Linked DNA regions of Homo sapiens: region 2 is linked to region 1. Evidence: read pairs that join two places in POLR2A ChIA-PET (ENCODE). Cell type or tissue: PC-9. All regions are shown on one strand. Each heading gives the region's core, and the rest is flanking DNA. Links, peaks and the distances in the headings are about the cores only.

Evidence for each region. ChIA-PET counts read pairs that join two places held together with the same protein. Peaks named below come from ENCODE experiments on the same cell type or tissue, not always from the same donor. Only the 100,000 strongest peaks of a DNase experiment are listed, where the experiment ranks them.
Region 2: POLR2A ChIA-PET joins it to region 1 with 6 read pairs; 13 of 35 experiments call an interaction of 5 or more read pairs at or near these places.

What each region holds. Positions count from the first base shown.
Region 1 is chr10:99,903,461-99,908,839 of GRCh38, reverse strand. DNMBP (dynamin binding protein) reads left to right here. Exons shown (of 17, transcript NM_015221.4): 6 at 746-845. Among named protein-coding and RNA genes, the nearest start is that of DNMBP-AS1, 21 kb to the left of the region's middle. RefSeq lists an enhancer at 1,709-2,908. In PC-9, for the core only: a CTCF peak has its summit at 2,065; a DNase peak (open chromatin) is centred at 2,189; H3K27ac peaks cover 2,872 bases.
Region 2 is chr10:100,016,377-100,021,755 of GRCh38, reverse strand. It overlaps LOC124902583 (small nucleolar RNA U13), which reads right to left and starts at 2,162; the gene lies at 2,057-2,162. RefSeq lists a silencer at 889-1,088. In PC-9, for the core only: no CTCF peak of the experiment used is centred there; no DNase peak of the experiment used is centred there.

The DNA.
Region 1 (5,379 bases), core at 233-5,232:
ACTGTGAGTGCTGCTGCTCTTAATCAAGGGCCTCAACATACGTGTGTCATCAGCTAAGCCTTCAGCATCCTTTCACTTGTCAAGTCTACTGTTAACCTACCAGACACTGCAGTCACTCCTAGGACACTTCCTGTTTCTGTGGCTCCTGAAAGCAGTTCCAGGGAGTCTGAATCGTGGCCCTGCTAGAAGGCTGAGTGATGATGTAACAAAACCTGGGGGTGAGCAGTTACATGACTCTAGTACCTGTTCATATAGAGTTTATCCAGGAAACCCTTACTAACATGTGAGTAGGCTAGGGACTTTTCTAGATGCTGGAGGTAGTAAGAAAAGGGTAACAATGTCCTGGGGTTTATAGTCCTTGTTGCTTGTAACTTGACCAGCTGGGCTGGGCTTGGGTTTACACCCTTGGAGCATTCACTCCCAAGTACTTCTGCAGCAGGTAGGCAGTGCTACGGGATGTTGGTTGCGGGTGGGAATTTGTATCCCAGTGCATTTGTAGGCCAAATTGGTTCCATTATCACTTTACTAAAGTGCTGGTTGGGGTGGCAGAGAATAGTTGGATCAAGGACAAAGGATGACACTAAAGATAATGTTGGATATTTCTAGTCTGGAAACTTCATGAAAGTGAGTGAAGAAAGTGACCTTGAGCAATTTTTCTACAATTCTTGAAGAGCTGTTCCTAAGATGATTGAAATGCCATTAAGCTCATTTCCGTGCATTTTTATGTTTTGTTTCCTTTTCTCAGGTACCAAACATTGATTTTGAGGGACTTTTTGGAAATATGCAGATGGTGATTAAGGTCTCGAAGCAATTATTGGCTGCTCTGGAAATCAGCGATGCTGTAGGTATGAGCTCCTGTGTTGTTTCAGAAGCAGCTTTTTAAAAAAACTTCATGGGCAGGAGTAAGTGGCCTTCCTGATACTGAGTAACTATGCCTCCGGGAAGATACAGGTGTAGGTACTTAGTCCAGAGGTTACTTGTCCTCTGCTTTCCTTCTGTCTCAGCCTACTTTGGGGTAATAATAGGATGTTAGCAATAGAAGTAGTTTTGGATGTCATACAGTACAATGTTTTTCCACACTCATGGTTGCAGCCCATTACTGGGTCATGAGATCAACTTATTTTTCAAGAAAATACCAGAATGCGGCCAGGCACAGTGGCTCACACCTGTAATCCCAGCACTTTGGGAGGCCATGGCAAGAGGATCACCTGAGGTCAGGAGTTTGAGATCAGCCTGGCCAACATGGTGAAACCCTGTCTGTACTAAAAATAGAGCTGGGCGTGGTCATGGGCTCCTGTAATCCCAGCTACTTGGGAGACCAAGGTTGGAGGATTGCTTGAGTCTAGGAGGTTGAGGCTGCAGTGAGCTGAAATCGCGCCACGAGCCACTACACCACTGCCTGGGGTACAGAGCAAGACTTGGTCTCAAGAAAAAAAAAAACAAAAGAAAATATCAGAATGCACTGTAAGTTTAACTACCAATTTTTGAAACTTATCTGTTGTTTTTTTTTTGACACAGGATTTTTACACTGTCGCCCAGGTTGGAGTGCAGTGGTGCGAATTCAGCTCACTGCAGCCTCAACCTCCCAGCCTCAAGTCATCCTCCCTACCTTGGTCTCCCACATAGCTGGGAATACAGGCATGTGCCACCACGCCCAGCTAATTTTTGTAATTTTTTTTTTGTAGAGATGGAGTTTTGCCATGTTGCCCAGGCTGTGCCCAGGCTGGTTTCAAACTCCTGGGCTTAAGCGATCTACCCACCTCGGCCTCCCACATTGCTGGGATTACAGGTGTGAGCCACCACATCTGGCTGAAACTTTTATTTTCATTTCAAATATATGTGTACTGAGTCATAATTTAAAATACATTTATGTGGGACATTGTCAAAATGTTTTTAAAACATTCATCTAGTTCTTATAAACAAGGGAACTTATTGGTTATCCATTGCTATTTAACAATTTCACTGAAACTTAGCAGCTGAAAACATTAAACATGTATTACCTCGCTGCTTCTGTAGGTCAGGAGTCTGGAGGTGGCTCCGCTGGGTGGTTCTGGCCCAGGGTCTCATGAGGTTGGAGTCAGTTGTTGGCCTGGACTGCCATCATCTGGGGCTCAGGGATCTACTTCCAAGAAAGCTCACTCAGTTCTTCAGGCGTCAGTTTCTTGCCACGTGAGCCTCTCCCTGGGCTTTCCTCACGACGTGGCATGAGTCATGAGTCACCTAGAGTGACCTGTGAGAGAGAGCGAGAGACAGAATGAGAGAGAGCACGCAAGAGCAAGCACGCCTGAGACAGGAGCCACAGAGTCTTCTATAACCTGATCTTGAACATGACACAGCATCACTTCTGTCATGTTCTGTGGGTCCTACAGACCAGCCCTGGCACAGTGTGGGAGGGGACATCCTATCATTTTGCTGCTTTATTAGAATCCTAATTACAAGAGGCTACCCCAGTTCCAGCCATGACACCATATACAACAACATCCAGCAGAAGGAGTGACCCCTGTGTCGTTTTAAGAGTTTGCAAACCTTTTCCAGAGCTCCCTGATCAGATACCTTATTTCTCGTTGGCCAGAAGTGGGTGACATGCATGCAGCTAAGCTGATGGCTAGAAAGGGGAATGGGTCATGACACTGGCTTACACTAGATGGAATTTACCTGACTCACCTGGGAGAAAAACGGACACAGGAAAAAAATCAGGGTTCTGCCCCCTGAAGGGAGGAGGAAACAGCTCTGGGATGTTGTAGCATGGTTAATGTTTCCTGAGTGTTTCTCTCACCACATACCCTCACAAGATAGGTCCAGCTGGATCTCAGTTGTTCTCTACAATAGACAGCCCTCTGAGGTTTAGGTACTGTTGTTTCTTCTTTTTTTAGACAGGGTCTCACATTGTTATCCAGACTGGACTGCAGTGGCACAATGACAGCTCACCCACAGCCTCGATTACCCAGGTCAAGCAATCTTCTCACCTCAGCTCCCTGAGCAGCTGGAACTATAGGCATGCACCATCAGGCCCAGCTAGTTTTTAAATTTTTGTAGAGATGGAGTCTCACTATATTGCCCAGGCTAGTCTTGGATGCCTGGCCTCAAGCGATCTTCCCTCCTCAGACTCCCAAAATGCTGTGATTATAGGCACGAGCCGCCACACATGTTTTTGAGACAAGGTCTTGCTCTGCTGCCTAGGCTAGAATGCAGTGGTGTGATCATGGCTCACCTCAGCCTTGACCTCCCAGGCTCAAGTGATCCTCCCACCTCAGCCTCCCAACTAGCTTTTTTATTTTTAGTAGAGATGAGGTCTTGCTCTGTTGCCCAGGCTGGTCTTGAATTCCTGAGCTCAGTCCTCCCACACTGCAAGATTACAGGTGTGACCCACTCTGCAGCCAGTTTAGGTACTCTATCCTATTTTACAGTGAAGAAACCGACACTTAGAGGGAAGGTAATTTGCCCAGGTCACATGGCTAGTAATTGATGGGACTGGCATTCAAACTCAAGTCTTTCTGTCGTGCAGGCAAATGCCATTAGCCTCTATACAGAATACAACTGTGTCTTTTGCATTTTCTGGAACAGTTAGAAAAACTGGAACCTGAGGTTCTTGCCCTTAGTCTAACCAGAGAGGTCAGGGAAGTTGAGGAAGGAGATACACACATTGAGTTGGGCAGAAGGAAGTCACAGTGACCCAGTTTTAGTGTGATGGTGAAGCATAAACGACAGTGTATATGATTTTTTAAGGCACTTGAAATAAGTATCTCTGGGTCATTTATTTGTATTAAGAAAGAAATGAGATAAAGTTGGCTGCTATCTAAAAGAGCTTAATTTTAAATTAAGCAGTTACTCATTTTTCTTCCAGTTTATTACCTGTTGTCGTTCCTGGGGCTCTCAGGTGGTTGGAGTTAACCAGCTTCTGCAAGGCGCCTTCTCCCCTTAGGTCTGATTCAAATCAGAAATGAGAGTCTTAGCATCTGTGTCTATAGTGTACTATACCTTAGATTATGACAATAAACTGAGAAATGAAAGCAAATATCCATAGCCCCACCTCCATAAGATAGCACCTGCATTTATTTTTTCTTCTTCCCTTCGCTTCTTGTCCAAAGTCAAACAAGGAGTTGGGTAGCAGGCTTCGATGTGTTGAAGACACACAGAGGTGGCAGAGAGGCCTCAACACTGAAAGGCTGAGACCTAGGCGCAAGGACTAATTTTTAGAGGAGGGATGGTGGGTGGTGGGGCTTGAGGGAGCCAAGACTGAGAGTACCATGCCGGTGGCTCTAACGGAAGGCCAGGCGTGCGTTCAGTGGGGGATTCACAAAGAACAAATGAGGTCTGAAACATCCGATGAGGGAAGGCTCCGAGAAGACCATGAAGGGCAAGTTAAAGCCTTATGGAGCCACGGGCAAAGGGCAGGTGGCTGAGATAGAGAATGATCAAGCAGCACTGGGAGACTCTGGGTACATGGTCATAGGTGGAAAGTACTCGCTTTACCTGATTTTAAACACATCCCGCCGAGAGCTATGTTGTTCATAATGACCCAGGATGTGTGTTTCTGTGTATGTCTGTGCTTAGTTTTACCATGTCCAGTGTTTTCCTTTTTTTTTCGAGACAGTCTCACGCTATTTCCCAAGCTGGGGTGTAGCAGTGTGATCACAGCTCACTGCAGCCTCTACCTTCTGGGCTCAAGCGATCCTCCCACCTCAGCCTCCCTAGTAGCTGGGACTACAGATGCGTACCACCACACCCAGCTAATTTTTATGTCCGATGTTTTCTGATATTTTCTTTTCTATTTGATCAGCCGGGCGTGTTGGCTCACACCAGTAATCCCAACACTTTGGGAGGCCGAGGCAAGGTGGGCAGATCATGTGAGCCCAGGAGTTCTGGACCAGCCTGGGCAACATGGGAAAACCCCGTCTCTACAGAAAAAAAAAAAAAATCCATTCTATTTCATCAAAACAGTGCTGACTGTGACCCATTAAGTATATTTCGTGACCCAGAGTTTGAAAGAGATTATAGGTGTAGCTTTGCTAGTTTGTAATTGATATAGAACAGTGACTATCAGGGAAGTTGAAGAACGGCGAATTGAATGTAAATCATGTCTGGATGGTGAAGATTCTAAGAATGCAACTAGGGAAAGGGCTGCAAAAAGAAGGTGGCAGACTAATGTAGAATGGTGCAACCAGATGAAGACATGGGTGGCTTTAGGAATTCCAAAGTGGCCGTGAAGGCCAGGCACGGTGGCCCACGCCTGTAATCCTAGCACTTTGGGAGGCCAAGGTGGGTGGATTGCTGAGCTCGGGAGTTCGAGACCAGCCTGACCAACCAGGTGAAACACCATCCCTACAAAACATACAAAAATTAGCCAGGTATGGTGGGGCACACTTGTAGTTCCAGCTA
Region 2 (5,379 bases), core at 203-5,202, 110 kb before region 1:
GACAAAAGCGAAACTTCATCTCAAAAAAAAAAAAAAAACCCTTAGGCAAATTAAATTTAACAGAGAGTTTATTGAGCAAAGAATGATTTGCAAATCAGGCAGCCCCCAAAGCAGAATAGGTTCAGAAAGACTCCTGCACAGCTGCGTAGTCAAAAAAGACTTACAGGCAGAAAAAGGAAAGTGATGGACAGAAACAGTTGGATTGGTTACAGCTTTGCATTTGCCTTATTTGGACACATTTTGAATAGTTGGTCACCTTTGATTGGCTTAAATTCAGTGATTGGCACAAGAATAGGTTACAGTCTGTTTATGCATCCAATAAGGTTATAGTTCACTATGTATGGCAAAATCTTTACACTGAACTTGAACTGTGTAAGGAGGCAGCTTTATGATAAACCTAACTTAGCAGACCTATTAAGAAATATATATTTTGTCTTTGTCCCCTGGTGTACAACTTCTAAAACCCTTGTAACTTCCTGAATGACAGAGGTGATAGGAGCTCTTTTGCTACCGGTAACAAGCCCCTGAATTTGAATTACACCTGAGTTTATGTTAATGAGATGACTGGTAGCTGAAAGCCCCTAGATAGCTTCAGGATGGGTCTGGTTGCCAAAGAAACCCACCATGTGCTTATGATGGCAGCGGCGGGCCATCTGGAGTGGCTGCTGCCATCACGCCGGCTGCAGCAGGGAGGTGCAGCTGGGGCTGCAAGCTCAATAGAGCCAGCGGGAGCCAGGGACCAGCGGGAGCCCCATTCCTTCCGAGTTGGGGCAGGAGCTCCCCAGGTGCCGCTGCAACTGCCCAAGCCATGGCTATGGACCCAGGCATCCCGGTCCTCTTGGGGCCCGGGATCAGGCAGGGGCCCCATCCTCCCAGGCACAGCTGCAGCCACTCAAATAGCAAGCCCAGGAGCCCTGTGGCAGGAAAGAGCCCACCTGGTTCTAGCAACTGCATCTCTTGAACGTAAGGGGGTGTGTGTGCATGCTCAGTTTCCTGATTTATGATCTCAATGTGCTAGAAGTCTAACTCAGCATAGGTCCAAGACAGTGTAGCATCCAAACCACACTGAGTCTATTAATAAGTGAGCCAGTAAGATTCACTTTCTCCGTGGCCACAGAAAACACCCCTAAACCCAACCAGCCATCTCGAAAGCAAGGATATAGAAAGTAGGACAGCATGACTTGGTACAAATCTGCCATCAGAACTGGAGAAGTTAGACTTCCTGTGTCTAGAGCATCATCTTTACACATGTGGTACCACAATTTGTCTCATACACACACTCTCAGCACACACCCTGCAATCCACCATGCCCACCTCCTGCCTGGAATGCAGCTTCATTTCTACTTTAACACTAACTGTATTCTGGGTTTAACCATGAGTAAACATTCCCCCTGAGCAAATGCTTAAGCAAACATCACTTCTCTCCCTCCTCCCAGAAGTTAAATATCACTATTTATAAAGGCTTCCCCCTACCCCTACTGTCTCTTATTCTTTCCCTCACCACTTCATGATCCTCCCCACACTGCTACTCGTTAATCTTTCTTTCTCCCACCTTCATTCTGTTCACATACTTCCTGCACCCCTTCGCCCCCACCCCACCAGGCCCTGCTGCAGGTGGGTGTAGCATCACCTAAGAAGCACTGCCTGGAGCCATGAAGGGATAAGAGGCCAGCAGCCCGGGGAAAAGCCAAACAGAAAAAGCACTGCTTGTTTCTGCTGTTACTCTGCCTGCCTCCCCCTGCAGTCTCAGGGAGGAGGCAAAGAAAGTCACCGCTTGGATCCATGTTCACCCTGCAGGAGGAGGGAGAAAAGGCATCTTTGACTTCCTTTTAGATTGTCCCATATGAGCCCTTTGGGATGAAGTCCATCCCGGGCACTAGATCAAAGGAATTGAGTGAGTTTCCTCAAATCCTTTCTGGAATCAGATGAAGAATAAATAAATGAAGAAATAAAGTGACCACAATTTTGTTCTTTTTAAAAATATCCAAATATAGTATTTGAAACACACGGTAGTTTATAGAAGGCTTTTATTTTACAAGCCAATAATTTTTTTTAATGTCAGACATTGGTACATTACCAATGTTGTAGCAAGGTTTGAGGGAGGTACATCTCACGCATGAGCATGAAAACTCAATCATCATGCTTATGACCTACAAAATGACCTAATTTTTTTTTAATGGAAGGATAAAGGGCCCACCAACTTTCTTTTTTTTTTTTTTTTCGATAGGGTATTGTTCTGTTGCCCAGGCTGGAGTGCAGTGGCACAATCACAGCTGCCTGCAACCTTGACCTCCTGGGCTCAAGTGATCCTCCTTTCTCAGCCTCCTGAGTAACTGAGACTACAGGCATGTACCACTATGCCTGGCTAATTTTTAAATTTTTTGTAGAGATGGGGGTTTCACCATCTTGCCCAGGCTGGTCTTGAACTCCTGAGCTCATGTGATCCTCCTCCTTCAGCCTCCCGAAGTATTGGGGCTACAGGCATGAGCCACCATGCCTGGCTACTTTCTATTTTGGACTAACTTTCTAATTTTCTATTAAGGACTATTGGTAAAATACAATTGTTATCCACTATCACCATCAATTCGTAAATACTCTAACACCAAAAATTAGGAAAGGTATAATCTCAGAATAAAGAAGTCTTGTAAATGAAATTTTTCTCATCTTACTAGGAAATAGTAAATCTTCCATCTTAGACTGGCATATTGAGCCAGTAGTTTAGAGATGAGACCTTTATTGGCATATAACTAAAAATCCAGACATAGCTGGATTGAGGTGCCTAAGTTAGGTGGTATGGAATCTCTCTCCATTTCTTGATTTCATTGTCTTCAGTAGTGACTTCATTCTCACATAGTCTCTCTCCATGAGGCAAGGTGAACAACAGCTCCTTTTAGCTTATCTTCTCTCAGCTATCAAAAGACAAAATTACAACAAATTTAGATTAAAGATCGAATTGGCTTTTATTTGCAATTCTAGAATTGGGCAACAACTCATTCTATAAGATAGAATGAGTGTTCAGATGAGTTGAGCAGAGAAATTTGACTTTATAGGCAGAAGAGGGCTGAAGAACGCAGGAACAGAACAAAAACTGATTGGTTGTTACAAAGTTACTTTCCTTATAAAGGTTAAAGCAGAGGGGGCCACCTCATCATGCTTCCCAAAACAGGCCTGTTTGGGGATTTGGCTATTATCTATTTCTTGCCTGATTTCTTGGAAGATCAAATAAATAGCTTAGTTTTGGCTTGGTGGAAACTTCAGTATGAGTAACTCCATTTTGGTTTTATCTGTTAAGCCTAGTGCAAGAGCTCAGTTCCACCCAATGGCCTCCTATAAATTTCATTTAACACAGTTTAGCAACAAACTATTGATTCTTGAGCATGAATCTCAATAGCACAAACTGGATTACGTGCCTATCTCTAAAACTATCACAGTGACTCTGATTGGTCAGTCTGGGGTCATATGATCACTTCTGGGTGCTGGAATGGAAATATGGGGGACTGCGAGTATAGATGAGTTGTTTCCCATTAAAACAAACAAACAAAAAATCCCTGGGAGATCAAGACAGGCAGATCACTTGAGGCCAGGAATTCGAGACCAGCTTGGCCAACATAAAACCCCGTCTCTACTAAAAATAGAAAAGTTAGCCGGGCATGGTGGCACATGCCTGCAATCCCAGCTACTTGGGAGGCTGAGGCAGGAGAATTGCTTGACCGTGGGAGGCAGAGGTTGCAGTGAGTGGAGATCATGCCACTGCACTCCAGCCTGGGCAACAGAGCGAGACTCCATCTCAAAAAGAAAAAAAACAGGAATGATGGTTGTGGACAAAACAACAAAAGAGCATTATAATTTTGTTGAATTTAAGCATCATTTTGATTTTACTGTGACTTTTTTCTGTTTTATTTATCTTTCATTGACATATAATTGTACATATTTATGGGGTACAATATATGTATACATTGTATAATTAGCAAATCAGAGTAATTAGCAAATCCATCATCTCAAATATTTATTACTTCTTTGTGGTGAAAACATTCAGAATGCTCTCTTTTAGTTAATTTGTTTTTATTGATTCTTATTTTTTATTTTTAAATGGAATTTCGCTCTTGTTGCCCAGGTTGGAGTGCAATGGCATGATCTTAGCTCACTGCAACCTCCGCCTCCTGGGTTCAAGCAATTCTCCTGCCTCAGCCTCCCAAGCAGCTGGGATTACAGGCATGCGCCACCACACCCGGCTAATTTTTTTGTATTTAGTAGAGACAGGTTTTCACCATGTTGGTCAGGCTGGTCTAGATCTCCCGATCTCAGGTGATCCACCCACCTCGGCCTTCCAAAGTGCTGGGATTACAGGCGTGCCCCACCATGCCTGGCCCTTATTTTATTTTATTTTTTCTGGAGATGGAATCTTACTCTGTTGCCCAGGCTGGAGTGCAGTGGCACGATCTCGGTTCACTGCAACCTCCGCCTCCCAGGTTCAAGCTATTCTCCTGCCTCAGCCTCCTGAGTAGCTGGGATTACAGGTGTGCAACACCATGCCCAAGTATATTTTGTATTTTTAGTAGAGACGGGGTTTCACCATGTTGGTCAGGCTGGTCTCAAACTCCTGACCTCAGGTGATCCCCCTACTTCGGCAAAGAAAGTCACCCCTTGGATCCATGTTCACCCCGCAGGAGCGGGGAGAAAAGGCATCTTTGACTTCCTTTTAGATTGTCCCATGTGAGCCCTTTGGGATGAAGTCCATCCCGGCACTAGATCAAAGGAATTGAGTGAGTTTCCTTAAATCCTTTCTGGAATCAGAGGAAGAATAAATAAATGAAGAAATAAAGTGACCACAATTTTGTTCTTTTTAAAAATACTCAAATATAGTATTTGAAACACACTGTAGTTTATAGAAGGCTTTTATTTTACAAGCCAATGATTTTTTTTTAATGTCAGACATTGGTACATTACTAATGTTGTAGCAAGGTTTGAGGGAGATACATCTCACACATCAGCCTTCCAAGTAGCTGGGATTACAGCCACACACCACCATGCCCGGCTAAGTTTTGTATTTTTAGTAGAGACAGGGTTTCAGCATGTTGGCCAGGCTGGTCTTGAACTCTTGGCCTCAAGCGATCCACCCCACCTCAGCCTCCCAGAGTGCTGGGATTACAGGTGTGAGACATTGCGTCCAGCCATGGTTTTTACTTCTGAGTGTGAAATAATTCTCTGTTTTCCCGTAAACCAATTCAAGCTTCTGCAAGTAGATAGGAAGAGGAGTCCCTAGGCATCAATATATCAATATATTAAGAACAGCCCTGAAGATAAACATGATACAGTCTTTTCTTCAGAATACAGAAGCTTTCTTATAGGGTCTGTTCTCTTCTAGGAAGAACAAAACAA